4 separate regions of the Homo sapiens genome follow, and regions 1, 3 and 4 are each linked to region 2. A link is an interaction called in ENCODE POLR2A ChIA-PET data of the cell type or tissue named here. Cell type or tissue: MCF 10A. All regions are shown on one strand. Links, peaks and the distances in the headings refer to the core of each region. The heading gives the core; the rest is flanking DNA. Region 1 overlaps PPFIBP1 (PPFIB scaffold protein 1). Region 2 overlaps PPFIBP1 (PPFIB scaffold protein 1). Region 3 overlaps PPFIBP1 (PPFIB scaffold protein 1). Region 4 overlaps PPFIBP1 (PPFIB scaffold protein 1).

Region 1 (7,908 bases), core at 229-5,228, 70 kb before region 2:
CACAATCCCGTTAAGATTCCTGTTAAGCCCTGGGGATAATGCACAGCCTGGTGTAATCAAGAAAACTGTAGCAGTTACACTCATCCCAACATCCCAATTATTCCTAACTTAAATGTTGCCATCCGCCAGATTTCTCAGCCTAGTGAAGCTGTTCCCTCCATTTAAAACAATTGCTTTCTGAAAATTTGTGTTTCTTTGGTAAAAAGATATACACTAGGAGGAAATGATTTGGAATTTAGAAGTGCTCACTACAGGGTTCTTATTCAGTATTTTTATCAGTGATTGGGAGTTGCGGTTGAAACCAGGCTGGGAGAGACAGCTGATGACAGTCAGAATCCAGAAAATAATCCGTACAAACGATGACAATGGTAAAGTGAAGTTGATAATGCTTTAAATAACAAAGCTGTATGTCACGCTGTGAATATACTTGAAAAAAAATCAACTGAAAACTGACATGACTTGGTTTGGTAAAAACTCCCTGGAGGTTTGTAGTTCAGCAGAAGCCAAATCTGTGATATTGCTGTGAATGGAAAGTTCATCTAACCGTGTTTAGCAAATTTAATGCAAGTTAGTGTCCAGTTTCTGGAGATAATGGTTCCTTTGTGCACGTTGTCGGAGATCCTACATCTGGAGTCTTGTGCTTGACTCCATACACTTTAAGAGGAATGTTGCCAAATTGGAATGTTCCCAGTGTTGGGGTGTGGAGATCGTGCTGACACCAGAGGTCTGGAAATTGTGTCCCCTTCGGAGTGGTTTGAAGAACTGGGGCTGTGATGTCCTAGGAAGTTAAGGGAGACAGGGCTGCTATTATAAAACATTTGCCTGCTTGCCAAGCAGAAGAAGGAATAGGCTTGTATTTTTTGATCCCTGAGGACGGACCTCAAATGGCAACAGAGGCTGGGGTGGGGCGTGCATTCTTGTTCGTTCATGGAAGGCAGGCCCTTCCAGTAAGCAAACGAGCCAAGCTGTTGACAGGAGGTGGCAAGATTTATGGAGATGCCTCAGAAAATATTCGGGCTTTCAGCCTAGATGTTGGCTCAGGTCCCCTTCGACAATAAGGTTCTATGGTTTTGTAAAATAGCTAGCACCCCTGGTTCTTTTCAAAAATTATTTTCTTCAGAGAGATAGAATGGTGGAAGAAAGGCACTCTTTGCTGTGGCATAGATCATAGAAAGCACAATAACTGCTTGTTTCTCATGAGAGCTGAAAATGCTCTGGAGATTTCTCTAAATGTGGCTTTTCTTGTTCTTTATTTTCTGCAGATCCTGTCAGGACTATAGATTCCTTATTCCTTTATTTGATTTGGTGTTTCACTCGAGCGGGCTAAATAACAGTGATTATTATATGCAAAAAAGGTTGCTACAGTTATTTTTCCCCCTGATATGAAAGCTAAGCCTTGTTTTCCTCTTCTTGGCAGAAATTGTGCTTTTCTTTGGAGGAAATCATAAATCATGATTGAAAGCAAAAGCTGTTTTGACCCAACTCTTCCCCTTTTCTCTATGGAGAAACAATCACTTGGCGATGATATAGCACGTACGAGACAGATGATCAGAATTAAATTCTTTTATCTGTTAACAAGCTCATCTTTTCATTGACTCAAATCCTTTTAAGAAATATTATTTTGGGGGAAAAAGCCCCCATTTTGTGTTAATTTTTCTGATCCTTTGACAAATATGTTTATTATTCTTTTAAGCAAGTTGGGCACCATTTTACATAAAATTATAGCTTAAATCAGAGCCTTATGATTGAAAGAGACTTTGCATAAAAAAAGCAATTACTTATTTGTCCATGTTAAACTTAGATGCAGTGTTTAGAACTTAAACTGTGAAGTTTAAGTTGAATTATGAGTAATGAATACAGAATATTTTGGAATTAACAATTAGCCTACTGAATAAAGCTGCTTCCTGAATACATCTATTGCTTTTGAAGTCAAGTATTTTCTTGGCATCACAACAGGCCAGTTTTGAGTAACCTTGTTGTGGTTGATATGCTAGTTTCAAAATCTGCTGGAGAAATCAAAGCTCGGTGTGGTTTTCTGACTTCCCACATGATTAACTGTAAGATCCCTGCCATATAGATGGCTAATAATATTTTCCATAGCCACCTGGGAGTAACAAAGAGCATTAACATTCATTACTGCATGTTAATGAAACACATAAATATTGAAAATAAATATTGTATGACTTGAATCTTTAGCAAGGTTTCTATTCTTTGCCAGTGATAACGTTTGTTATCATAGAGTGAAAAACCAGTTTCAGGCGTCACACCAAACAGGAGCTATCATGGTAATACCCAGAAAATGTGACAAAAGGCTAACTGTTGTGGACTTAGCTTGCGTTGTTAGTTATACAGATTTTTTGCAGAGATTTGATATGAAGTTGGGTTTATAGGAATTAGGAATTCATGATGGAGTCTCATGTTTATTGCTTCTTGGTCCGCATTGGGAAAGTTGTCAGTTACTGAGGGAACAGGAAATTTCCATTGTGCTTTGCTGCTGGCAGTCTGGATTTGTGTTGTTTTAGAAGTTTTCCTGCTGTAAGCTACTTTTAAGCCAACACACCCCTAATATTCAAGCGTTCAGCAGGAGAGAGCAAGTTAGAAGACTGTCTCTCAGAATTACTAACAAGTCATCTCACCTGTCTGCTTTAAGCTTCAAACAGGTTAATCCTTGGAATTGTCGGGGGCTAATAAATTAATATATGTAGGCCTGTACTTTTAAGGGGAGTGATTATTTTACATTTGCTCAAACATATATGTTTGAAGGGAAGGAGAGAGGGGGATTAAGCTTCCTAAAATCTCAATAAAGACCCCACCCCTCAAAAAAAAAAACCTCAAAATCTTGAAATAGGTCTTACTGATATGTCTAAGTGGCTTGGATTTTGTTTAATTTCAAAATCTGAAATTGCTTTGAGTCTTTTTATTTGAAAATCCTTCATGACTGGTTTCCATATGTGTTTTAGGAAAAAGAAGGGGGTGTCAGCTTTAGAAATCTCTTCATGGCTTGATTTATTTTGAAATTAGTGAAGAACAAGATTTTCTCTCCTTCTGCTGGCCTTTTTTGTATCAAGCTAAAGTTTTTAGGAGTAATACCATGGTAACAATTTTTTTTTTTTTTTGAGATGGAGTCTTGCTGTGTTGCCCAGGGTGGAGTGCAGCAGCGAGATCTCGGCTCTCTGCGAGCTCCACCTCCTGGGTTCAAGCGATTCTCCTGTCTCAGCCTCCCGAGTAGCTGGGACTACAGGTGCCCGCCACCACGCCTGGCTAATTTTGTGTATTTTTAGTAGAGATGGGGTTTCACCATGTTAGCCAGGATGGTCTCAATCTCCTGACCTCGTGATCCACCCGCCTTGGCACACGCCTGCTGGGATTACAGGCATGAGCCACCACGCCCGGCTACATCATGGTAACAATATTGAACTTTTAATCTGAAAAATTAAAACTGTGGTGTTTCCCAGGAACCCTAAAAGTCTATAGAATGATATTTAATATAGATGTTGGCATGAGTACATTTACAATATAAAAGAACTCTGTCTTTTGAACATCAGCTTTTATACTCATGGTATTTTTACCTTTAAGTCAGATCATGAAAAGTCTCCAACACTGTTGGCATAGTACATTTTGTCTATTTAAGTGCTAAATGCCTCCCTATAGGGGTTTTATATGAAAAATGAGTGATGCAGATGTATTGGGGACAAACCTGGAATTACTGGAATGTGAACTTCCTTATATTTATTTTCAAGCACTCAGGAAAATTCTCTGTCTCTTAGATCTAAATAAATTCTCTAGTTTTGTTTCCTGATAATCCTGGGAGCAGATCACTTGGTTGTTTAAGGGATCCTGTTTTATTTGAAGCTCTATTCCTTTATTTCCAAGAGTCAGTTCTTTTCTTCAACATAGCCTTATCGTACTCCACAAGACTTTGGGTATATGTAGAAAGTGTTCTTTCTACATACGTGGTTCTTAGGACTTTTGTAATGCAGTGAATATATTTGGGTGGAAGTGGATGAGAAATAGTTTGGAATACAATTATTAGACATTTTATTGTTTACAAATGCTTTATTAGTATGCTCACATATTCTCTTTCTTATACCTTTTTCTTTTCCCTAAAGACCTTCTGGGTTTTTTTTTTGTTTTGTTTTGTTTTGTTTTGTTTTAAGATTATTTGGTGCTTGAGACCTGTAGCTATGATTTTGAATGAACAGGGCTACTTCCAGTAATTAGATCATATAATGAAGATTTGAAAGTGCTTATTTTCATTTTATCTCCTGCCCTTCCCACAATGGATGCAGTACAGAAAATCAAGACTATATGTAATTACACAGTATGTTATACACACACACACACACACACACACACACGATATTCTATATAGATCAAGAAATGTCTTACTTCTTTGTGGGCATTGGGGAAAATAGTTTAGGTATATATACTCTTCCTTCCTGCCCCCACCTCTCCACCAACACACACACACACACACACACACACACAAACATACACACACGCTGCCTAGAGTTAATTATAAATTATGCGTATGTTTGATCTTCAGCAAAGTGGAAGCATAAAGAATGGTGTTTAAATGCACTGTAGGGCCCCAATTCGGAAGTTGTGTTATCGCAAAGCTTTACTAGCATGCAAAGCTTAATTAGGTTAAACTTACCTAACCTAAACTTGCCATTAACCTATTTTTCTGGATATAAATCATAGCTATAACAGTGATTTTTTTTCTTTTTATTTATTTTTATAGAGGAAGGGTCTTGCTTTATTACCCAGGCTGGAGTGCAGTGGCGTGACCACACTCACTTGAAGTTTTGGGCTCAGGTGATCATCCTGTCTCAGCCTCCCAACTCTAATAGGTGGGACTACAGACATGTGCCACCACACCTGACTAAGTTTTTTATTTTTTATTTTTGTAGAAATGGGGCCTCACTCTATTGCCCCCAGGCTGGTCTCAAACTCCTGGCCTCAAGCGATCCTCCTGCCTTAGCCTTCCAAAGTGCTGGGTTTATAGGCATTAGCCACAACACCAGGCCCTTAATAGTGATTTTTTTTTTTTAGACGGAGTCTCGCTCTGTTGCCCAGGCTGGAGTGTAGTGCAGTCTCAGCTCACTGCAAGCCCCGCCTCCCAGGTTCATGCCGTTCTCCTGCCTCAGCCTGCTGAGTAGCTGGGACTACAGGCGCCCACCACCAAGCCTGGCTAATTTTTGTATTTTTAGTAGAGACGGGGTTTCACCATGTTGGTCAGGCTGGTCTCGAACTCCTGACCTCGTGATCCATCCACCTCGGCCTCCCAAAGTGCTGGGATTACAGGCGTGAGCCACCGTGCCCGACCCATAATAGTGATTTTTCAACATCAATGAGTATGTATGATATTCTCATCAGTGCTAAATACTGATATCAGCTGTATTCGCTTAATTCTTTATTTACAAAACAACTTTTTAACTAGAAGATTTTCTCTTGTTTCCTAAGGTTTCAGGAATGTAATGGTTCAAGGGGAAAAAACGCCAACCCAATAACACAGTACCAAAACTCTCTGTGATTTTACAATTGGATCATAAGGATACCTGTGGTATTTGAAAACCTAATTATAGTTATACCTCTTGGCATAATTATAAGCTCCTCTCCTTCCAGACACAAAAATTAAATGGTGAAATTTTTATGTACATACATAGCACCAATGTGGAATAAACCCTGCTATTTCTCTACATGAAAAATAAATGTAATTGGGGTAAGTTGACATTTTCTAGAGAGGACATATAGGCTAGGAGATGCTGAAGCTGTTTCTTTCTCCCCTCAGAAACAAAACACTGTAATTGTGATTTGAATTAGAATGTACCATGCCAGGGACTGAGGCTTTCTTTAATGATAAAATACAATCTACGTAATGTTCTTCTGTGGAGAGAATTTGTGTTGACAGGTAAGTATTACACATGGACAACTTTACTCAAATGTTTTTAAAATGTACACCCAGAAGTTTTGTCTTTGTGTAAAATATATTACTGCTTTTTCGTCTTTGAAATGCCAAGGTTTTCCCCTGTGTTCCCAGATAGCAGTCAGTAATCCTGCACTTTAAATTCAAATTATTGGCTGGCTTAGATCCTGACTAAAAATTTGGGAGGAATAAAGGATCATGGATTTGCCTGAGGAAAGATGAGTTCACAAAACCTCAGGAATGAATTAAATGCAAAATGAGTCTGTTTCTTTCGGTGGTTTGGATTTGGGGTTCTTTGTAGCAAAACCTCAAGGATTCTATCAGTTTGGATTTTGGAAATTAAATTAGATGGGACTAGTATTGTCTTTGAGAGAGACTTGTTGAGGACAGACTGAAGAGGAAAAGCTCAGGTGAACACATGATTTGCATCCAGTACATGTTGTAAATTATTGGCATATTTTGGCTGTTCCTCAAAGCAGGACTGGCTGCATCTGTGCTTAGAGGTAAAACTAATAGAGGACCACATTTTGGTTCTTCCTGTGAGCTCAGTACTGTGTGAGTGAGTTACTTACATCAACACAGCCATACGAGTTGAGTATTATTATTACTTCTGTTTTAAGATGAGTAGATAGAGGTTGAGAGGGCTTGGGTAATTTGAAAGGGCACAAAGTCAGGATCTAAATCCAGCCCTCCTGGTCCAGAGGTTTATCCTTGTGATCCTGACCATTCTACCCCACAGGAGCTGCTGTTAGCTTTATTTCTCTGTTGTTGAAAACTAACTTAATATCCTATGTACTAAACTTTTTCTTTTAATAACACATAAAACTGGAAAACAAAAGTTCAGAAATAATCACCTCACCTGAAGAGATGATTTTTGCTAGATTTTGTGTATTGTGGAGGAATATTTTTCCTCTAACCTCTTAAGATCCTGAGGGCCTAAGAATTAAAACAACAAAAGACAGAATAACAGTAAAAAGTCTGTGTGTAAGAAGCTTGCCAACTGGTTAAAGCCAGAGACATGTATACCTAACATAGTGGGGTATAGGGAGGGAATAGTGAGGAGAGAGAAAAGGCCTCTGGGAGGGACCACTGGGTTTCTTTATGGAAGGGGAAGGGGTTTCTAGAGATAAGCAAGTTTGTTCTTGCAATTGTGAGTGGTCTTTTGGTCTTTCTGTCTTCTTCATGGTCACAAAAATCCCTGGAGAGGGGATTTATGGTAGGTTTACTCTTGGCCTCCTTTCTGGGGGTAAAAGCCACCTTAAGAGGAAAATTATGGCAGCCTCATTTTCTTTAAATTTCTGCTTCTAGTCCAGTAAAGGAAGCTCCAAGAAAGCTGCTTTTTGTGTCGGTTGAATCTCAAATATCTTTAGCTTAAAATAATCTTTATAACAACTATGGAGTTCTGAGTGGGTCTCTCTGTAGGTGTTTTGATCTTCTATTTTGTATCGTTGGATAAAATGTGTCATTTTCCTTGCCCTCAGAACCCTCTGATGGCGTCTCTTTTCCCTCAAAAGGAAATCAGTCTTTAAAATGGCACAGAAGTTATGCATGGTCTCTCCTCTCCAGCTTCTCTGACCTCTCCTGATCATCTCAACCTTGTTCAGTTTGCTCCAGCCACAGCTGCCTGCTTTCGTTTCTGTAGTTCTCCGAGCACTCCTCTGCCTCTGCACATTTGCACTTGCTCTTCTCTCTGCTTGGGATGCTTTCCCCCAGAGAGCTGCAGAGCTCACTCATTTCCTTCACAGCCTTCCCTGGCTAACTTATATAAAGCAACAACACCAGGCTGGGCAACATAGTGATAGCCCATCTGTACAAAAAAAAATTAAAATTAAAAATTAGCTGGGCATGTGGTGTGTGCCTGTAGTCTCAGCTACTTGGGAGATTGAAGTGGGAGGTTCACTTGAGCCCAGGAGTTGGAGGATGCAGTGAGCCGTGATTGCCACAGCACTCCAGTCTGGGCAACAGAGTGGTACCCTGTC
Region 2 (7,908 bases), core at 1,392-6,391:
GCCTACATCTCAAAGAGCATGAAATTTCAGTTTTTAAGATTGTGGATAGCAAGGCTAATAATAATGATCGCATTTATCTAAATGTATCTTAAAATTTAAGGTCATGGCTCGGTGCAGTGTCTCACATCTGTAACCCCAGCACTTTGGGAAGCCAAGGGGGAAAGGATTGCTTGAGCTCAGGAGTGTGAGACCAGCCTGAGCTATATAGCGAGACCTGGCCTCTACTAAAAATAAAAATTTTAAAAATCAGCTGAGTATGGTCGCACCCACCTGTGGTCCCAGCTAGTGGGGAGGCTGAGGTGGGAGGATCACTTGAGCCCAGAAGGTCAAGGCTGCAGTGAGCCGCGATCATGCCACTGCACTCCATCCTGTGTGACAGAGCCAAGACCTTGTCTCAAAAAAAACAAAACAAACAAAAAAACAAGTAAAGGTCAAGATGTAGTTTTCTGGCTTATGCAGCTAAGAGGAAGGTGATATTATCAGCCAAAACAGGGCATATGGGAGCCAGGATACTTAAGACATCAGAGTGTGTGTGTGTTTGCGGAGCCACTGAGTCATAGCTGCACACAGCAAGCATTTGGTGTCCACCACACTAGAAGATGCGGAGCAGATAGCAGAAATACAGTCTGTTTTCAAGGAGCACACAGCTTCATCCAGGAGACAATCACTGTAAAATCAGGGCTGTCATGGAGGTGGCGGTCAGGCTGGCCTTGGAGGAAAGAATGCATGACCCACCTTGAAAAACATGTGTCCCAGGACAAAGAAGAGGGTCCAAGCAGTAGGGGGATCAGTGCATGTCATGGCACAGAGGTGAGAGGGCAGAAGTGTCTTCTAAGGAGGGCATGTCTTTGCAGTATGGTGGGAGGCCGGCAGTCCTGTACATAGTTTATGGTTTGGATTAGAAACTACCAAATGAGTGAGAGGCATATGTGGGAACAATATGGCTTTTAGACTCAAATCTCACTTATTCAGTGACCTTGAACAAATTCCTAACTCCTCCGTGTAGTCATAACAATAGCTAGTAAGAGTAGATATGGAGAATTGCAGCTTTCTTTCAACTTGTCACAACTTATCACAAGATCTTCAAATCTACTGACATTTAATACACATCAGTTTTTCAATAGCAGCAGCATCCTTTATTCGAGAAGTAAAAGATCTTGGCTTATTGTATGAAACTTTTCATCAACTCTCTTCTGGTTATTCCTAAGCATTAATAGCAGAGAGCCAGAAGGCTCATTTCCTTTTACCTCATCCTATTTTCCCTTGCTGCTTCATTTACTTGATTACTTACTAGCTTTGCCTCTTTGTATTTTGTGGCGTTTCATTTTAGTGAACAAGAGAAGTAACTTTTACTAATGTATTGTCATTAATACGCCCTCTTTTGTACTCTGCCTTACAATCCTCTGTGAGTGGCTGTTCCATTTCCTGAATAGCGTGTGCATGTGTGTGTTTGTATTTGTGAGGGTGGTTAAAGTAACAAGTGTTTTATTATTTGGTTTATAAATATTTGGTGAGCCCTTAGTATGCTTGAGGTTATGATAGAGAAATAAAATATCTAAGACAATATGTCATGGTTGAAGGTGTTGAAAATTTTGTGGTTTAAATACATGGATGAAAAAACTGAAACGTTTTATTATGGAAAGCTTCAAATATATAAAAATATAGATAGGATACCCAACTGGGTGCAGTGGCTCACACCTCTACTCCCAGTACTTTTGGAGGCTGAGGTGAGCAAATTGCTTGAGCCCAGGAGTTCAAGACCAGCCTGGGCAACATGGCGAAACCCTGTCTCTACAAAAATAAGCCAGGTGTGGTAGTCCCAGCTACTAGGGAGGCTGAGATGGGGGGATTGCTTGAGCCCAGAGAGGTTGAGGCTGCAGTGAGCCATGTTTGCGCCACTGCACTCCAGCCTGGGCGATAAAATGAGACTGTTTCAAAAAATATTTGTATAGATGGATAGAATAGTATAGTGTACCCCTACATACCACCACCCATTTTCAACAATTATCAACTTATGGCTAATCTTGTTTTATTAATATCTTTACCCTTATTTTATTCTATTTTATTTTAAAGCAAATTCCAAATGTTGTATCATTTTATCCATGAGTATTTTGTAACTTGTCTCTAAAAAATAAGGACTCAAAAAAGATAAGTATAATAGCATTATTAATAACCTTAGAATGACAGTAAGTCCTTAATATCAAATACACACTGTTCAAATTTCCAGTTATATCATCCATTCTATACTTATTTTACAGTTTTTTACAGTTTTTTTTTTTTTTTTTGGAGACAGAGTCTTGCTCTGTCGCCCAGGTTGGAGTGCAGTGGCACTCCAATCTCAGCCCACTGCAATCTCAGCCTCCCAGGTTCAAGTGATTCTCCTGCCTTAGCCTCCCGAGTAGCTGGGACTACAGGCACATACCACTATGCCCAGCTAATTTTTGTATTTTTAGTAGAGATAGAGTTTCCCCATGTTGGCCAGGCTGGTCTCGAACTCCTGACCTCAAGTGATCTGCCCGCCTTGGCCTCCCAAAGTGCTGGGATTACAGGGTGAGCCACTGCGCCTGGCCTTATTTTACAGTTTGAAGCCTCCTCAGGAGGGGCTAAGGTGGGAGGATCACTTAAGCCCAGGAGTTTGAGGCTAGCCTGGGCAATATAGCCAGACCCCATTTTTTAAAAAAAGTATTGTAACATTAGATATCGCCCCTGCTGCCAACATCCCCTACCTTTTCTGGTTTCGCCACCTCCCCTGCCCTTGTTTTGCCCTTTCCAAGTGATTCTGAATTAATTTTCTAGGGATGTTAGAGCAGATTGGTGGTGAGAAGGGCTAATAGATTGGGGAGGAAAAAAACATGTGATGACAGATACAGAGCAGAGAAACAGAAAACAAGGAGGGTTGTATTTAAGAATCTCTAAAATGTTGCACGCATAAGTACCTATAGTGGTTGAGGTTTAAAGGGAGAGGTTTTTTGAATTAAAACCTGAATGGCTTCTTCGGAGCTGTTATTTTTGGATGTAAAGTAAGAAGCTGAGGCGTGGGGAGAGGAATTCTGCCCTTATTTACCTTGTCAGCCAATTCCCACCTCATCTGGGCAGGGCTTGTTGTCCCAAGGAGGAAAGACAGGCCTCAGTGTGTGTGAGTCTAGTGATTGAGTGCGCCTCAGAGCCAGTGGGAGGGCTTGGAAAAACACCGATTGCTGGGCCTGCCTCTGGTGTTTCTGATTCAGTAGACCTAGGGTGGGGTCTAGGGATTTGCATTTCTTTTTTTTTTTGAGATGGAGTCTCACTCTATCGCCCAGGCTGGAGTGCAGTGGTGCGATCTTGGCTCACTGCAACCTCTGCCTCCTGGGTTCAAGCAATTCTCCTGCCTCAGCATCTCCAGTAGCTGGGACTACAGGCTCACACCACCACACCCAGCTAATTTTTTATTTTTAGTAGAGGTGGGATTTCACCATGTTGGCCAGGCTGGTCTCCGACTCCTGACCTCAAGTGGTCTGCCCACCTCAGCTTCCCAAAGTGCTGGGATTACAGGCGTGAGCCACCATGTCTGGCAGGATTTGCATTTCTTACTAGCTCACAGGTGATGCTGCTGTTCCAAACCACTGAACTAGTACCTGTTTCTCCCTTTAGATCTGGTTTGGGTTTTGTTTTAAATTAATTTTTATGAGTACATAGTAGGTATGTGCCTTTATGGGGTACATGAGATATTTTGATACAGGCATACATCACATAATAATCACATCAGGGTAAATGGGGTATCTATCACCTCAAGCATCTGTCATTTCTTTGTGTTACAGACATTCCAATTCTTTTAGTTATTTATAAATGTACAGTAAATTATTGTTGACAGTTGTCACCCTGTTGTGCTAGCAAATATGATGTCTCTGTTTTTAAGATAGTTTCTCTTTGCTGAGATTGTATTGCTGCACACATTGGCAATCATTGCGTAATTGATTAACCTTCTGAGACAGCTTCTTGGCAGAAAAAAAATAAAAAAACTAAACTGTTGAGAAAGGTATGAGTAATTTGTGTGAAAACATATTCTATTTTCATAATGACCACAGAATACTGTGGCGTTCTACCAGCATAGTCGAATGTATGTGAACATTCTCCCTTTCTCTGAAGATTCCTTCTTTCAAGTGTCTTAGTCTCAGTGAATTGTATCTATCTTGGGTAAGAAGTTCAGGGTTCTCTTTCAAGCCCAAGCATTTTACCTAAAGAAAGCTGAGAAAGCTAGGACAAATGTTATTCTCACAAAAATTTAAAAGAAACTTGCTAATTTTCTTATGGCCTTTCTTTTCTTCACAGGAAGACTGGGCAGTGAGCCTGACCTAAAACATCAGTTAGTCAGCAACCGTGCAAAAAATTATGGTGTCCTGCCAATGCTTTAGCCACCACATCCATGCCCGGAACTTTCCTTGATATTTTACCCCATTCAAATCTGCTCTAAATGGGTCCTGACCAAACTTGAAATATACCCTGAACATATTTCTGTTGGTTACCCACCCCCCGCCCCGGTTTAGTCTCTTACTATAATATTTGAATCTTATCCCCAAGAGCTTGCTTATCTAAAACTTTCCTACATTTATTTTTATTAAGCCATTGGAATAGGAAACCAGTAGCCCAAGAACTCCTGCAAACGGAGCTCATTTCTCTGTTTACATCACCCAACAAATAAGAGGCTTCTCCAGTTTGAACTATGACTTTGAACCCCAGCTTCACTCCTTTGTTGTGGTAGTGATTAATGTATTTCCTGGTACCTTTTTCTTTAGCAAGTCATTCAAAGAAGCATATATTAGCCACTTAGAATCCAGAAATAAATTTGCTATTTTGTGAGAATTATTGGATGGTGAATTTTTTTGTTCTTTAGGATTTTTTTTCTTTACTTTTGAGACAGGTTCTTTATCACCCAGGCTAGAGTGCAGTGGCACAATCACAGCTCACTGCAGCCTTGGGCTCCTGGGCTCAAGTGATCCACCTCAGCCTCCTGAGCAGCTGGAACTACAGGCACATGCCACCACACCCAGCATATTTTGTACAATTTTTTGTAGAGACAGGGTCTCACTATGTGGCCCAGGCTTGTCTCAAACTCCTGGGCTCTAGCGACCCTCCTGCCTTGGCCTCCCAAAGTAGTGGGATTACAGGTGTGAGTCACTGTGCTTGGCCTTGGATGGTGAAGTTGTAATTTTCTAAGGGGTTTTGTCCACCCAAAGAACTCAACTATAACTAGCAGATTTCTGGGTAAGCAAAGAATGGGAAGAAATGGAGCTGGATATTCTGAGCCTTTTATTTTGGACCATAGGTTCATATAATTGGATTATTCATGATCCTTGATTCATGACATATTATCATCATAGTCTTAGATGCAGAGGTCCATGCATGTCCAACTTCATTCATTATTTAGTTCTTTTTTAAAGTGGAATTTTTATTTCTAATTTCTAACAACCAACTTCTCTTTCCTAATTTTTCAAATACCAAAGTTTTATTTGGAAAGTGATCCTAGGAAAGACTTAGAGAAATAAAGAAGAGAACTGATAAATCATGCATTATCAAACAAGTTACCACTCTGAGTAGATCTTAATTGTCTGGATAATTCTGGGAACCAATGTAGATTACATGAATCAGAATTTGCTCTTTCTAGGGGGAAAGTGTGCTGGAGTATTTAAAGCTGATAACTTTAAATATTAAAGGGACATTAATTCTCTAGCATTTTCAGACCACCACATCCAATGGCAGAGGGCTCCCTGAAATCTTGGACAGTTAAAAGTTGGGCTGGCATGCATGGAATTACAGAGGGCACCAATTACATCTGCCTCAGTTAGAAGCTAAACGGTATTATTAATTCATCTGTTTCAAAGGCATTCCCAATTAAATTAGTTCTAAATGAATTTTATGCTTTCAACATTTAGCCAACAATGAGTGGTTCCTTCCCAGTTAAAATAAAGAACTTAAATGGGATTGACATTGGGATTCTTTATGCCTGACAAGCTTTAAAGACCATTGCATAGTTTGATGAGTTTTGGCAAATGTATAAACTTGTGTAACCTATATCTCAATCAAGATACTGACCAGAAATTCCACTGGTGTCTCCTTTCAGTCACTCACCATTTTCTGTAAGTAATTATTGCTCTACCTTCTATCGTAGGTTACCTGTTCTTGAATTTCATATAAAAGTATCATACAGTACATGGTCCTTTCTGTCTGGCTTCTTTTGCCCAACATAATGTTGCATGTATTATTTGTTCCATCTCTCTACTGTAGAATAATATTCCATTGTATTAGAATAATATTTCATTATATTAATTATGTGAGGAAGCCCAGGGAATCTTCCTCTCAGAAATATTTATGAGGACTTAAGAAAGTCTTTTTAGAGACCAGGGGATTTTCTAAAGCTTTTTTATTTAGCCTTTTCATTTTTAAAAATACGTTGACCTAGCCCTGAAAATTAACATAGCTTTGTCAACACAGATGCCTGATAAATTAGGCTGCCTCTAAAATAGCTCAAACCATGGGCAAGGCAGAATTTTAATAAATATGGATGGTCTATTCTTAGTACTTCACCACTTCAGGTTGTGTGTTTCTTACTCTTCTGTGTAGTTCTTTAAAACCCATTTGAAATTTATCGAAACTGATTCTGTGGCCTTGCATATATGCCTTATCCTGGTGAATATAACTTGTAGACTTGAATGTATATTCTGCATTTGTGTGTTTTGTTCTATAAATTGAATTTGATCAAGATGGTTGATAATATTTTCAAATCTTGTGTGTTACTGAGTTTTTTTTCCTACCTTACCTGTCAATTCTAAAGAAGGTTGTAAAAGAACAAATGATAGATGGGACAAACAGAAAAGAAATAGCAGGACAATAGACTTAAATCCAACCTTATCAGTAGATTTAAATCCAACCAGGTCAACCATATCTATATTATGTTAAATATAAGTGGATTAAATTTGTCTAATTCTCCCTTAACACCATCAGTTTTTGCTTCATGTATTTGGAAGCTTTGTTATTAGTTGCAAAAACATTTGTGCTTGTTATGACTTCCTGATGAATTAACACTTATCATTGTAAAATATCTTTCTTTCTAGTCATACTTCCTGATGTGTAGTTTTTAAATAAACCCGCTCCTGCTTTCCTGTGCTTACATATGTATGTTATCTCATTTTTCATCCTTTTACTATTATATTTCTTTATATTTAAAGTCTCTATTAACAGCACATAATTAGGACTTAAAAAACTAATCTGATGATCTCTGGCTCTTATCAGCGTTTACTGCATTTGTACTTAATGTAATTTTAAAAATGTTATTTTAAAAAATTGTTATATTTCAGTAGCTTTAGGGGTACAAGTGGTTTTCAGTTACATGATGAATTGTATAGCGGAAGTCTGGGATTTTAGTGCTTCTGTCACCTGAATAGTGTACATTGTACCTATTTTCATCCTCACCTCCCTCTCACTCTTCCTGCTTCTGAGTCTCTGCTGTTATATACCACTTTGTATGCCTTTGCATACCCATGGCTTACTCCAACTTACACAACACTTAATACGATTATTTATATGCTTCAGTTTAAGTCTACCACTTTGGCTATTGATTTTTCTTTCTCCTATGTGTCCATTGTTCCTTCATTACTGCCTTTGGATTTAATAAAATCGTGGCTGAGTCTGCAGGGTTGTAGGAGCCCAGGAATTCAAGACCAGTCAACTGGCAACATAGTGAGACCTTGTCTCAAAAAACAAACAAAAAGTAAAGGTTCTATGAATTCATATTCTCCACAACACTTGGCTATGTCAATTTTTTTCACTAATTGGTTATAAAACATTATCACATTCCTTTATACTCCTCATTTATTACTGATACTAAGCAGCTTTTCATATTTTTATTGGTTGAAAACATTTCTGCCAAATGAT
Region 3 (7,908 bases), core at 2,470-7,469, 84 kb before region 2:
TCAAGTACCAATTCGGTGGTGAGTTAAGGTTGTCTTTGAAGGTTCCTTCCAGCCCAGTGATTTTGAGATCTGGCATCTACTTGTTATTTGAAATTGTACTTTGTGATAGGAACTTTACTTGCAGTATCTCAGTTAATTATGACGTAGCACTAGCATTACCTCCATTTTACAGATGAGGAAACTGAGAATTTTTTCCAACACTGACTCTCAAAATGGCTCTTTTCTGGATTTGTCTTATTTCTTCAAATAGATTATGGACTAGTTGAAGACCATGACTGCCTTTGTTGACAATGCTTGCTACCTGGTAGGAACTCAGTAAATATGTGATGAGATGATTGGTTCATTCAACCAATATGCATTAGGCCTATACCAGGCTCCATGGAGATGCAAAGATGCCCCAGCTAGAAAATGCAGTATTAGTTATACTCTAAGCTTGGCCTCCTACCTGGGCACGAAAGTAGTATGGAATGGTGGATCTTGGGCTCTGGAGTTAGATGGACCTCATTTGTCAAATAGGGGCAGTAATACTGTATACTTTTGTAGCAGTAGTTTTCAATTGCAGTGATTTTGACCTGTAGCAGTCATTTGGCAATGTCAAGAGACATTTTTTGTGTCACAACCTGGGGGTGGGGGTGCTGCTGGCATTTGGTGGGTACGTTCCAGGGATGTGGCTAACCATCCTACAATGCACAGGACAGCCCCCCACCAATGAAGAATTATCCTGCCTCTAAGTATCAGTAGTGCTGAGGTTGAGAAATGCTGCTTTAAAGAGTTGTGAAGATGAAACAAGATAATGACTGCAAAGAGTTTGGTGTAGTTAGCTGTTACTCCAAGAAAGCCATCCCAAAGACTGCAAAATCATACTTTGAAAGGCAAACACCAAAAGGCTTAATTTCATCAGCATCAGTGATTCTTGCCAGTGAGAAGCCTTATGCTAAGGATTTCATGCTGTCCTGTTTAGGAGTGGTGACAGACTCACTGGAGATTGTTTATGTTACACTGTGTACTACCATGAGCTGGCGTGGGTTTATCAGAGCTGTAAAAGCCATTATTAGTTTTTAGGATATTCCTGGTAAACTTCCTGCTTGCTTTACTAGTTTGTTCTGTGGAGATAATTTTGGTGTGCGGGTTTAAATCTTCTGATGGAAAATGTTTTGACTATCAAATTCCCAAAACCTGTTTTGATACGTGAGACATGAAACGTTTTGGTTTTCACATCAAGAAGCCCTATGTTTTTCTAGCCTTGGATTTTAAACAAAGCAGCTTTCCCCACTGTTTACTGCCTTACCTGCCTATCTGTGGGAGTAGAAGGGTGGAGAGCTAGCTGCTGGATTTCCATCTATTGTTTATTGTGGATTTATATTTGAAATTGTTACACTTTTTTTGTAATTATAAAGGTAATATATGTATCTTATAGAAAATTTGAGTAACATAGAAAAAATAGAGAAGACACAGTTAAAAAAAAGGCATCAGTAATACTTTCACATGAAGGTATAATTAGCTTTGGTGTGTTGGTGTGTTTTCTTCTTTTTCTATTCCTATATTTTTTCCATAGATGAAATATTCTGCGTATGTAATTTTGTGTCCCACTATTTTTAAAACTTCACATTGTTTTATTTTCATTTCCTTACACTACTAAAATGTCTGTAAATATTTCTAAGGACTGTAAAACATTCCATCTGTGGGTGTTTCATTATTTAATCCCATTGTAAAAATATAAAATATAGCCTATTTTCAATTTTTTTTTTTTTTTAGAGACAGGGTCTTCCTCTGTCACCCAGGCTGGAGTGATGTGATTATAGCTTACTGCAGCCTCAAAATGCTAGGCCCAAGTGATCCTCCTGCCTCAGCCTCCCATGTAGTAGGATTATAGGCATGTGCCACCATGTCTGGCTAATTTTTTTTTTTTTGTAGAGACTCTGTCTCAAAATATCAGTAGTACTGAGGTTGAGAAACGCTGCCTTGAAGGGTTGTAAAGATGAAACAAGATAATGAATGCAAAGAGTTTGGCGTAGTTAGCTGGTACCCCGAGAAAGCCATCCCAAAGACTGCAAAATCATCCTTTGAAAGGCAAACACCAAAAGTCTTAATTTCATCAGCATCAGTGATTCTTGCCAGTGACCCTGTCTCTACAAAAAAAAAAAAAAGTGATCTTCAGCCTCACAAAGTGTTGGGATTACAGGCATGGGCTATTGCACCCAGCCTATTTTCAATTTTGACGAGCATTTGTGCATTCAGTATTTTCTGTATTTCAGATCATTCCTGTCTATACAATAGATGATCACATGTGGAACAAAAGGATTGGATATGTGTGGATATTTTGATTAGTATTGTTGTCAGCTGCCCCAAAGCTTCTACTAATTTTTGCTCCTGTTAGCACAGTGATGTTCTCATATTAGTAGCATTTGATAATTTTCTAGGAGAAAATAAATTTTGTTTTTCTTTTTAATGTATTTGATATTATTGAGCTAAATCATGTTCATATGACTATTGGCTGTTTCTTAACAAACTGTTCATGTTCTCTGCCCATTTATTGGGAATTAGTATTTTTCTCATTTGTCATAAACTCTAGTTCGTGTATTTCACTTATGAATCCTCTATCATAGTTGCTGCAAATATTTTCACCTGCTGTTTCTAATTTTTAAATTCGGTTTGTCTTTTATTTTTGTTAGTGATATGGAGGTTTAAAATATTTATGCAGGCTAATCTATTGATTGTCTTTTGCACTTGCGGTTCTCCAACTTTCCTCTGTCTATACTAAAATGAACCCTTACTGCTCTGGAAGTCTCTATTCTGAATAATCAGTGTTTAAAATTATATCCCAAAGTAGGGTATCACAGGGTTTCCTGATGAGGATAAATGGGCCTGAAGTGCTTATGGGCACCCACTATGTATCATGGGAAAACTTGCACGTGTGTGTGTGTGTGAGAGAGAGAGAAAAAAAAAAATAGAGAAAGTTGGTGAGAAAAGGGGAGGCTGTTTTTGGGCCGAGGGTTGTTTGTTTGGCTTTTTCATTTCTTTTCCCTTGATAGAAGTGAGCTTACTGAAGGCAGCGGGGCTTCCATAGATTCCTGAAACATCTGAGTGACTGAAACCAGCGGCTTGCTGAGCGAGCTGTGACTACACCTGGCAAGGGGTGTGTTAGGCATGTGTTGAGTCTGTGAGAAGGCAGGCGGAGCAGAGACTCAGGCCACATCCCATCCAGTTCTCACCCCTTAAGTTTTGCTCTTTGAGGCTGCAGGCTGTTGCTCAGCCTCACCCAGGTTGAGTCCTGTGGGAGGACTCATAGGAGCCCACAGCCCTATTGCAGCTCACCAGCTGCACTAACTGTAGCTTGAAGACGAAGGTAACAACTAGCACTTACCTGGCACTTAGCTGTTTTGCAAAACCCTTTCACTAGGGCTTTTATAGATGCTTCTCACCTCAACCTTATGAGCTTAAATACTGTTTCCATCTCCATTAATTTGGAGGAAACCACCACTCAATAGATGCATCATTAAAATCCAGAGCTTCCGACTCCAGGGCTGACCTGCTCTACTTCAGAAAGAATTCCATCATTGTGTTTTCTGGTCGTAGTTTCTTGGTGGTACTATTAGGCAGAGGGTGGCACCAACTGTTTTAGGTTTTGGAGTCAGACATATCTTGACTGGAATCCCTACATAGCCCTATCTTGGCACTGTGACTTTGTTACTTACCCATCCTGAACCCTGGTTTTCTCATCTGTGAAATGGAAATAACAATGTGTACCTTGTAGGAATATGGTAGACCCTCTGGATCTGAGGGTTCCACATCTGGGGATTCAACCAATAGCAGATGGAAAATATTTGAAAAAACAAAATAACCATACAACAATAAAAATACAAATAAAAAATACAATGCAACAACTATTTACATAGCATTTACGTTGTATTAGGTCTTAAGTAATCCAGAGATGATTTAAAGTATATGAGAGAATGGGAAGATGTGTGTAGGTTATATGTGAATATGTAAGGAACTTTAGCATCTGCGGATTTGGGTATGTGTGTGGGTATCCTGGAAACCAATTCCCCATGGATACTGAGGGACAACTGTATTAAAAAGATTAAGTTGAGATTGGTGCAAAAGTAATTGCGGTTTTTGCCATTACTTGCAATGCCAAAACAGCAATTAATTTTGCGCCCACCTAGTATATGCAAGATGCCTAGTGCAGCACCACTGTGCTCATTCATTGTAGAAGCTCAGTAATGATTGTTTCTGAATCTCAAAGCTGAAAATGCTGCTGTTCTTTTTTTGTTTGTTTAAAAGTTTTAGAATTGCTGGTAGATCTGCACAGACGGGAAATTCTAGTGAATATCACTATATTTAGATGCTAGAAACACTTCTTTATCTGATCTATTTATTTTTCTGTTGAGTAGACTTTCTTTTCTGTTGTGGATAAGTCATCTGCATCTCTCAAATCCTTATGCTTAGAGAATTGCGTGATGACTCCTCAGCTTAGGATTGTGCTCGTAGGCAAAACATGTTTTGTCTACGTGTTCATGTAAAAAGCACAGACGGCTCTCTTGAAGGGCAATAACCCTTCTCTTACACATAGTTGAGATTTTTGGCATCATTCATGGAGTTGTTACTTGCCTAGGCTTCATAAACATTCAGGTACCAGAGCAACATTAAAAAAGAAGATTGTAGAAACTCATGAGAAAAGACAAATCTGTTACATAACCCAGGGGAGGCAAGTTGCTAAGTAAATTTTTATTTTTCATCCCATCTAAAAGTTAGGTTAGATTTGATGGGTCTTTACGCCAGACCTTGTTCAACCACATAAAAAAAACTCCCTGAAATTAAATCATTTTTGCCTGAAGAATTTCAACATGAGGTTGTCTTGCCATTGAATGTATAATGTGTGTTTATTTAGGCTTTTTCATTTTAATAAATTGAGCCAAGTAACTACTATAAATACTTTAATTTAGAATTATAATCCAATGCAGTCTTTTTTCTATGGAGTTAAAAATACCCTTTGGGAATCCTCTTTAAATGTGTCCTGGACCTTCTTATTTTTTTATCCCTGCTACCATGGTTGCATTTTCAATAAGAAATCAACTTAGTATTAGAATATGAAGTTATGCTAATGTAAGTGGGGCTTTATTGGGTTAAGGGTTAACATTCTTACATCTGTTCTGGGAACTTTAGATCCGTTGCCCTATGGTTTTTTCATTTTTTCCACCTTTTGGTAGGAAGGGAGAGACAATGAGGAGAAAGTCTTTTTTATATGATTTATACAAGTTTATAAATTAGAGTTTTAATATAATTCACGCCATGTATATGCTTCACCTAAAACATAGATACAGTTAAGGTCAGTGATTATGTGAAATTTACATGATTTCTAAGTTTCCTGTCATGTTTAGAGTTCAAGGATCAAATTGAGCATACCGTTGGCTAAATCTTATAACGTTTGCAAGCTGAGTGCAGGACGTTGTGAAATGCCTCACCCAATTGTAATAGTCAGTAGGAAATTCTTTTCCTAAAATTTCAAGCCTGTTGCTTGTCTTTTTTTCCCAGCCCCCCACCCCGCCCCTGCTTTTTTTTTTTTTTTTTTAAGACAAGGTCTCACTCTGTTGTCCAGGCTGGAGTGCAGTGTCGTGATCATAGCTCACTGCAGCCTCAACCTCCAGGCTCAAGCTATCCTCCCACCTAAGCCTCTCAAGTAGCTGGGATTACAGATGCACACCACCATGCCCAACTAATTTTTTGATTTTTTAATTAGACATAAGGTCTGGCTGTATTATCCAGGCTGGTCTCAAACTCCTGGGCTCAAGTGATCCTTCTGTCTCAGCCTCCCAAAGTGCTGAAATTATAGGCATGAGCCATCATGTCCCCCCTGATTTTTAAATTTGCAGCCAAAGTGGACATTTGGAGGCAGAGGTGTTTGTGGTGATAATGGTTAGGAGAGAATGGACAAACAAACTTGGTACTGACTTGACTATTAACTGACAGGATACAAAGGACTAAAAAATATGCCTAGTGATGGGCAAAGACTTCATGACTAAAACACCAAAAGCAATGGCAACAAAAGCCAAAATTGACAAATGGGATCTAATTAAACTAAAGATCTTCCGTACAGCAAAATAAACTGTCGTCGGAGTGAACAGGCAGCCTACAGAATGGGAGAAAAGTTTTGCAATCTATCCATCTGACAAAGGACTAATATCTAGAATCTACAAAGAACTTCAACAAATTTACAAGAAAAAAACAAACAACCCCATCAAAAAGTGCGCAAAGGATGTGAACAGACACTAATCAAAAGAAGACATTTATGTGGTCAACAAACATATGAAAAAAAGCTCATCATCACTGATCATTAGAGAAATGCAAATGAAAACCACAATGAGATACCATCTCACGCCCGTTAGAATGGCAATCATTAAATAGTCTGGAAACAACAGATGCTGGAGAGGATGTAGAGAAATAGGAACGCTGTTGGTGGGAGTGTAAATTAGTTCAACCATTGTGGAAGACAGTGTGGCGATTCCTCAAGGATCTAGAACTAGAAATACCATTTGACCCAGCAATCCCATTACTGGGTATATACCCAAAGGATTATAAGTAATTTTACTATAAAGATACATGCACACGTGTGTTTATTGCAGCACTATTCACAATAGCAAAGACTTGGAACCAACCCAAATGCCCATCAATGATAGACTAGATAAAGAAAATGTGGCACATACACAACATGGAATACTATGCAGCCATAAAAAAGAATGAGTTCATGTCCTTTCAGGGACATGGATGAAGCTGGAAACCATCATTCTCAGCAAACTAACACAGGAACAGAAAACCAAACACCACATGTTCTCACTCATAAGTGGAAGTTGAACAATGAGAACATATGGGCACAGGGAGGGGAACATCACACATTGGGGCCTGTTGGAGGGGTGGGGGGCAAAGGGAGGGATAGCATTAGGAGAAATACCTAATGTAGATGACGGGTTGATGGGTGCAGCAAATCACCATGGCACATGTATGCCTATGTAACAATCCTGCACGTTCTGCACGTGTATCCCAGAACTTAAGTATAATAAGAAAAAAAATAAGCCTAGTGATCCTGAGATAACAATCCAGTTGGGTAGCCTCATGCTGATCCCTTCAAATCACTTTGTCACCAGCCCTTTGAAACAGAGCCAGGATAGTACATATGAGAACCCAGCAAGTTTCACCAGGGATTTCTTGTTGCTGGCTGGTTGGCTCAGGGAGTAAATAGAGTAATTAGTGCTCATTAGCACTCCCACGAGCTATAATGCATCTACCTGAGGCAGAGAGATGCTTGCCTGTGTTCCTGAAGCATAGAAATCTCCATGTGATCTCTTCAGTCCAGACATTTTTGCACTGCAGAAACAAATGCCAACTTGGCAAGAGTAAAATCCTCCAAGTGCCTCAAATAACAGTAGGCAAAACCCGTGGACTAGGGACAGAAGGCTTTCCTAGGAACGGTTAGTGTGTCTAAGAAATTGGTGTGCTGTTTAAAGCTTTCTCTTCTCCCCCAACCGGCCGCCTCTCAGTGTATGCGACTGAGGTGAACCAGATTAGTCAGAGATGTTGGACACGGTAGTCGTATAACTTGATCCCCTCAGCCTCTTGTCAGCTGTACTTCAGAAGCTATAGTCTCCATTAATGGAGGGTCTGGATTGTAGAGTCATTGAGAAAGAAGAGAGAGCAACCTTTGACGGTGATCTGCGGCCCTGTCCAGGACCTTGTGCCATTGATAGTTCTTGTTCCTGTGAAATATTAATCTGTGGTATGAAGGTGGGAGTCACAAAGGGAGGAGGGAGCCAAGTTTTGGGGGCTTGGTACACATGCCTGGAGAAACATGTAGATAAGTTGCGAATTGGCAGATTGTTGTGGGAAAGAAGCCTCAACTAAGAATCTGGCACT
Region 4 (6,348 bases), core at 897-5,896, 77 kb before region 2:
CAAAAACAAATAACCAGTTTGGAATGTTATGAATAAAGTGTTCAGGACTCAGTTTCATACTTAGGTGGAACTGTTCTTGCCGGGTAGCTTTAGAATGAAGATTTGCTAGGATTTGAGGTTATAAAGTAAATATGTCTTTTGTGGGCAGCCATACTCTGATGGTTAAGGTTGGGAACCCCAGATGTGGCCTCCTTTGCTCTGGTGGCAGTTTTCAATGCCACATGATGTTGGGACAAGCAAATCACTACCTTTGCTAGGTCTCGCCGCCTTTACTTGTGAACTTGCTGTATTCCTGTGCATTAACTCCTGTCCCTGTTGACTGGGTTGGTGTTCAGAAAGTGATCTGAGCTGAATATCAAAAATGTGTAGTTTTTAAACTGAGTGGCTGTATGACGAGTATTTTTCAAAGACGGTTATCAGCCTTTGTAGGGCCTCTGAAGGAGCCTGTGACTTCCTCGTACAATTAGAAAAATAATGCTCTGCATTAGTTATCTTAGAAAACTGCTGCTGGTCTTAAATTAGGTTCCCTAGAAGCAGACTCTGAGACCAGGAGTGGGGTGCTGAAGGATTTTGGGGGTGAGCTCTCAGGAGACACCTGTAAGGAAGGAACAAGGCAAGATTGGGCAGAGGAGAAGCTGACTGGCAAATGTGGTTGCGTCTGAGACCCCAGCCACTTCTATGGGGAGCGCTGGATGGTTCTTCAGAGCTGTCCCCATTTGAGCAAGGGGCTGGACTTTTGTTTGCCTACATCAGCTAATTCCTGGCAACTGGCCACCCCTTCTGGGGGTATCACTTTGGGTGAGGCTGTGTCCTGCAGCTGGCTGAGGACCTTCCTTGTGAACCATCAGCAGCTGGGGATGGGTGTATTGGCCCTAAAAAGGACGTCTGGGTGGAGCAATATAGTGTCTACTATACTGTCCCAAAGAATCTAACCCTTTGAGAAAGAAACAAGTGGGTAGCGCCAAATGCCCGGCATATGGCAAGTCCCTTTATATGGAAAGTTAGAAAGTCTGGATCCCTTAGCAAAACTGAGGGAAGAGATTATAACTGCTTTGTGAACTATTAAATAAACAGATCTCCAGCCTCTTGGAAGTTTATGAGATCCTTGGATAATATGTACACCTGATTACGGTGTAACAGGGCTTAGCCTCTATATTTGTGAAATGACTGACCCATAATTGAATAATTTTCCCCAAGCATGAATTACTGCACGTTCAGAATATTCATCCTATGTGTATATAAATGCAGTTGAATGGGTCGCCGTAACAAAAGGCAAGCAAGTGAGTGAGGCACACAAACTCAGACTTAGAACCTTCCAGGGGGCCCTGGGGATGGAAGGCAAATATAGGAGGTTATAGCTTTGGTTCCTGAATCACCTTATGTGATATTTTAGTCATAGTCGAGGATAATGATTTAGGAGTTAAATTGCCAAAGGATAAGTCAATATGCTTTGGCGGGGGTAGGGAAGAATCAATTTTCTGGCATTTCCGAAAGCCAGTTGCACTGAACAAATGTCTAAAACTGGCATGGTTTGTTGTATAAGTGGGATGAGTAGACAAAGCCAAAGTTATACCTAATCTCTTTCCCAACTGCAGATTAAGTCATATCTGTAAAAGGCAACATGGTTTTTCTTCTGCATTTTCTGCCTTCTAGTAAGTGAAGGAGGCAATGGGTTGTGCTCCTCCATCATCTGAGTAGTTTGAGTGTATTTTGGGGACTGGAGGTGGGGAAGCCTGATGACTTCGTCGTGGCATAGAGCAAAGGTGATCGGGGGTGTGTGTTCAGACCATGGACTTCGCTTCCCAGTGAGCCCCCTGGACTCTGTGTATTCTTTGCCTTTATCTGCATTGCCACCTGGAAGCTCCGTAATGTCAAGTCCTGGAAGATATTACTAACCTGTTTCCATTATGGGTGTAGTAGAAATATAAGTAGGTCACTGTTCCTAATTCAGAAACTGAAGAGAGTCAAGCTGCCATGGTGACAGGTTCTGTATAAAAACACCCACCTCTGAACCTCTTGGAGAGATGTGATGATTTGGTCATTGGATGTGAAGGGGATAATCTGCCAGCTGGTTTATTGCATTGGCTAGAAATAGGAGATGCAGAAACTAAAAAGCTCTCAAGAAGTCATCAGATGAGAAGGAAATTAATGTAGCATAGTGATTCTGCTGTAGAGGAAAGGCTAAAGGTGAGACTCTTGAATATGTGCACCATTTCTTCTGCAGCTCTTGACTTGGATGATCCTTCTCAGTGTGATCCCACGAGTGTTTGGTGATGATCTGATAGTAGAAAGGGCAGAGCGATTTAACTTTGTGCACATCTTCCTCTGACTTCTCCATCTTTCTAACATGCCTGTACGTGTGCCTTTATCATTGGCATTCTGGAGTTAGGGACATGACCTTTTCTACAGTCCGGATGAGGAATCTCCAACTATGACTTTTCATTGTGACTCACGTCTGCAAAGAATGAATAAAGAAGAATTTGTTGGCCAGGAAGTGTGTACTATGCAGAGAGAAATAATTGTTGTTGGGAAAGAAACTTTTGAAGAACCAGAATTAAAAAAAAAAAAAAAAGAAGAATGAAGGAAGTCTATCAAGAAAAGGAAGAACCAGAAGTGATCTGCAGGGTGTTGCCTGGAGATATGGGAAATAAATCAAGAACAGAGAAATGGGAAAAGATAAAATAAAAAACATTGCCGGTTAGGACCAGCTGGGGTCCTAGGAAAGTGGCAGTTCCAGCGGGGCTTGGAAAGCTACTGAACCACTCACTTATGCACACACAACTGCCCCGCCCTCTCCCCTTCTTTGGCCCCCATTCACCTGGTGTAGGAGGGTCTGACACCCTCACCAGGGAGAGTGCTATTTGGCTGTTTTGAAGGCGAGACCTTGAAGCGTGGGAGAGCTTCGCCTCTTTCGTAAGCTGATGTTGCGTAACCTCCCGGAGAGTCAGGACCTAGTGGTTAAGGACACAGGCTTTGAAGCCAGGCAGATAGGGTGTGACTTAAATGCTGGACCTCAGAAAAATGGCTTATTGTGAAGGGTTTAATGGAGCATAATGAAGTAAGTGCTCAAAACTGTTGTTAATATATGCCAAGAGTTATAACTAAATTTGTAAAAAGCACCTTCTTATACTCTCAGGCAAACTTTGAACCCGAGCTCGGCTTCAACAGGGAGCTGGACTCTATCAGTGGCCCCATGGGGGAGCTGGGCAGTAATCCAAGGCTCCGGGTGGGGTGTTTGAAGCAGCTGCAGATCCTCGTGAAGGGCTCTGGGTGCCCATACATTGTCCCTATGGAGTTTCTGTACTTAAAGCCCCTGATTTTTTTTGTAAGCTGCTCCAGCTGGGATGTCTGCACACTCACACATGTTAACCTAGAATGGATTCAGGAACTATTTTAACATTTACATGGATAATGGGTTGCTTTGTTAAGTCATATGTAAATTTTTATTTAGCTCCTAACCATCTCCTGTACACAAGACACTGGACTCACAGGAGTGCAAAATGCAATGGTGTTAGGGGTTTGTATGGATATGTTATTCGTGCTTTATGACAACTCAGAGAGAGGTAGGTAATATTACCAGTTTTACAGAGATTAAATAACTTGCCCGAGATCAAACAGAGATTATACCTTACTACATGGACTCTGTGCCACCGCGAATTGTAAGACACATTCCAATATTGGAGATGTTAAATTAACCTTTAAAATTAACGAAATGTGGTAAGTCACAGAGCCTCGATTCTACCCCATACTTGGCTGATTTCAAAGTTTGTGGTTTTTTCCCTCATCACATGTAAGGGCTTGCAATCCTGTCTTAACTGGTGAACATAAAACAAACACAAATAAGAGGACAATTAACATTTGTAAGACTTGAAAGGGTGGCATTAATAATAATAATAATGGTTGGTGTTTATCACTCACTTACTCTGTGGCAGTGCTTTCATGTGCTTTGTTTGGGGGTGGGCACTAATTTTATATATATATATATTTTTTTTTTTTTAACAAACGTGAAAACTGAGATAGGTACTCTTATTCCCATCTTCTAAAGAGAAAACTGAAACAAAGATTAGTTATGTGACCTTGGGAGATCTTCTCCAAGATCACATAGCTTGTAGTAAAAGTCAATCTGCACCATGGTAGTTAAGAGTTCAAGTTTACTTATAACCACGACAGACCTGGTTTGAGTTCCAGAAGAGTGTGATCTGATAGACAGGTGCTCAGTGCTCCAGGAGCACCTAACCCAGCCTTGTGGGGGTCTGCAGGCACTCCCAAAGTGGACGGCACCTAAACTGAGAAGGCAGTGTCCATCTCTCTATCGCAGGCCACCGTGCTGCTAAAAATAATCATGGTTGCCCTATGTTACTGACCTCCACTAGTACTACGAAGGTCTAAACCTGGCATTAGCTAGTAGGAACTGGCTTTATTTATAGTTTACATCCTTTCCACTTCCCAAGAGCAACAGAGGAGGTTTAAAAGGAACATTGTAAATTAGACAGTTGCTGAGAACCAGAATGATGGCTACATAAAAGGTCTTGGAAATCCAAAAAAATAGAAAAAAAATTATTTGATGTTCCATTGTGTAATGTAAGTCTCTGGAGATGAACAGCTGGGTATTCTTCCTACAACTTTTAGGCTACGGCGTGTAGTCTCCGGTGCCAAGAGAGCTCACACACTGGCCAGCCAAAGTCTCTGTAACAACTCAATCACTTGGCTTTTCATGTTCGTCTTAATTCTTTTTACAGAATTAATGATTTTTATTTTGAGTTAACATATTGCTAAAGGATGTGAAGATTGTGTGTCAAGCTGGCATCTTGAAATAAAACAGTATGTTTACAAATGGATAGATATCCTGTCATTAAAAATAAATTTTGACAGACTGTGGTTCATAAGGAGACCCATATTAGAAGACACCGAAAGAGCCTTCAGAACATCAAATCATAATTGCTGAGTAGCAGACTGCGTTCCAGGTCCGTGTCTGCCCCTTCAAGAACATCTGACCCCTAGTTTCCTCATCTTTAAAACAAGGGGGATGGGTTAGATATTCCCAGATTTCTTGAGCTCTAAAATTTGTTTGACTCAAACATTTCTAATGAATTCTCACACAGCGTTTGTTCTGACTAATTCATCAGGGTGCCTGCCTAACAGTAAATGTTGAATTTGTTTATCTCCGAGTTCTGTTGTCAATGAATTGAAATGGGTGTTATATTTTAAATTCTGATTGTCCACTGATTGCATGTCAAAGAGAATGTATTGCGGGCATTTCTCCTGCATGTCTTTGGAATAGAGAAATTTATTGTTAATGAAGAGAATTGAACCGCTATCAGGTTAGGGGTCAAGAAACCTTTTGGCTGCAGTAATCCCAGACAGTCGACTCCAGAGCCACCGGCCAGCCAAGTTGTCTTGAACTGCAGTCAGGAACGCTGACACTGGATCAAAAGGCAACTGTTTTGGTTAGTTTGAGAGAGGTTCTGCTGCAATGGAACTTTGAGGGTGGGACTAAGGAGAAGGCAGGGCTGAGGATGGGAGAGAAAAATTGTACTCACTGTTATGTACCAGAGGTGGAATTCTAGTTGTGATTCCAAATCGATGTTTCTCAGGGAGAAAAAGCTCTTCTCTTTTTCTCTGGTTCAAGACCATCTGACAACTCGGAACATAACTCATTTGATAACTCTGAACTTAAGTTAAAGAAAACATTATTCAATGATACTTGTTAAAGCATGGAACAAAGGATCATTGCTACAGGGCTTTGCAGTGGGGGAGAGAGATTGCGTTCGATTCTGAATATTGCATGGACAAGTGGGCATTTATAGCCAAGGAGCAGGGTGGGAGTCAGTGGATGGAAAAATACTAAGAGGAATGTTGGGGTAAGGGGGATTCTGGCTAAATTAACCTAACAGGATTCTTGCTGAAGATAGGCCAGGGTGATCGGACACCTGGGGGATGGTGGAGGATGAGGAGACTGATCAGATACCGAGAGTGGGAGGTTCTTGCTAAACTGACTTAGCAGGGTTCTTTGCTAAACTTGGATTTTACAAGGAAGTGCACGCAGAGGCCTAGGAGAAGATTTATGAGCCTGACTAAAGTTTGGCCAGAAAAAGAATCTTTGCTACATAACTCATTTGATAACTGAACTTAACTCATTGCCAGATGACCCCATATACTGCCCAGGCTGGGGATAGAGGGTGACTGAAAATAAAGACGAACTCAAGCTTACGATGACATGAAGAGAGTGAAACTACAAGTCTGATCTCTCCCCAGGCCCTCAACAATGCCACCACTGTCACCACTCAGTCCAGCTGGGCCGGGGATGGTGCTCACCCACACTCTGGATGAATGCTGTTTTGTGCTCTG

What was found. ChIA-PET counts read pairs that join two places held together with the same protein. Peaks named below come from ENCODE experiments on the same cell type or tissue, not always from the same donor. Only the 100,000 strongest peaks of a DNase experiment are listed, where the experiment ranks them.
Region 1: POLR2A ChIA-PET joins it to region 2 with 15 read pairs; 5 of 35 experiments call an interaction of 5 or more read pairs at or near these places.
Region 3: POLR2A ChIA-PET joins it to region 2 with 14 read pairs; 4 of 35 experiments call an interaction of 5 or more read pairs at or near these places.
Region 4: POLR2A ChIA-PET joins it to region 2 with 27 read pairs; 4 of 35 experiments call an interaction of 5 or more read pairs at or near these places.

What each region holds. Positions count from the first base shown.
Region 1 is chr12:27,554,138-27,562,045 of GRCh38, forward strand. All of the region lies in intron 1 of PPFIBP1 (PPFIB scaffold protein 1), which reads left to right. Among named protein-coding and RNA genes, the nearest start is that of PPFIBP1, 34 kb to the left of the region's middle. In MCF 10A, for the core only: no CTCF peak of the experiment used is centred there; no DNase peak of the experiment used is centred there.
Region 2 is chr12:27,623,313-27,631,220 of GRCh38, forward strand. The region is part of intron 2 of PPFIBP1 (PPFIB scaffold protein 1); the gene reads left to right. Among named protein-coding and RNA genes, the nearest start is that of REP15, 69 kb to the right of the region's middle. In MCF 10A, for the core only: no CTCF peak of the experiment used is centred there; DNase peaks (open chromatin) are centred at 4,009 and 4,349.
Region 3 is chr12:27,538,327-27,546,234 of GRCh38, forward strand. All of the region lies in intron 1 of PPFIBP1 (PPFIB scaffold protein 1), which reads left to right. Among named protein-coding and RNA genes, the nearest start is that of PPFIBP1, 18 kb to the left of the region's middle. In MCF 10A, for the core only: no CTCF peak of the experiment used is centred there; a DNase peak (open chromatin) is centred at 4,505.
Region 4 is chr12:27,547,008-27,553,355 of GRCh38, forward strand. The region is part of intron 1 of PPFIBP1 (PPFIB scaffold protein 1); the gene reads left to right. Among named protein-coding and RNA genes, the nearest start is that of PPFIBP1, 26 kb to the left of the region's middle. RefSeq lists an enhancer at 1,802-3,001. In MCF 10A, for the core only: no CTCF peak of the experiment used is centred there; DNase peaks (open chromatin) are centred at 2,424 and 2,924.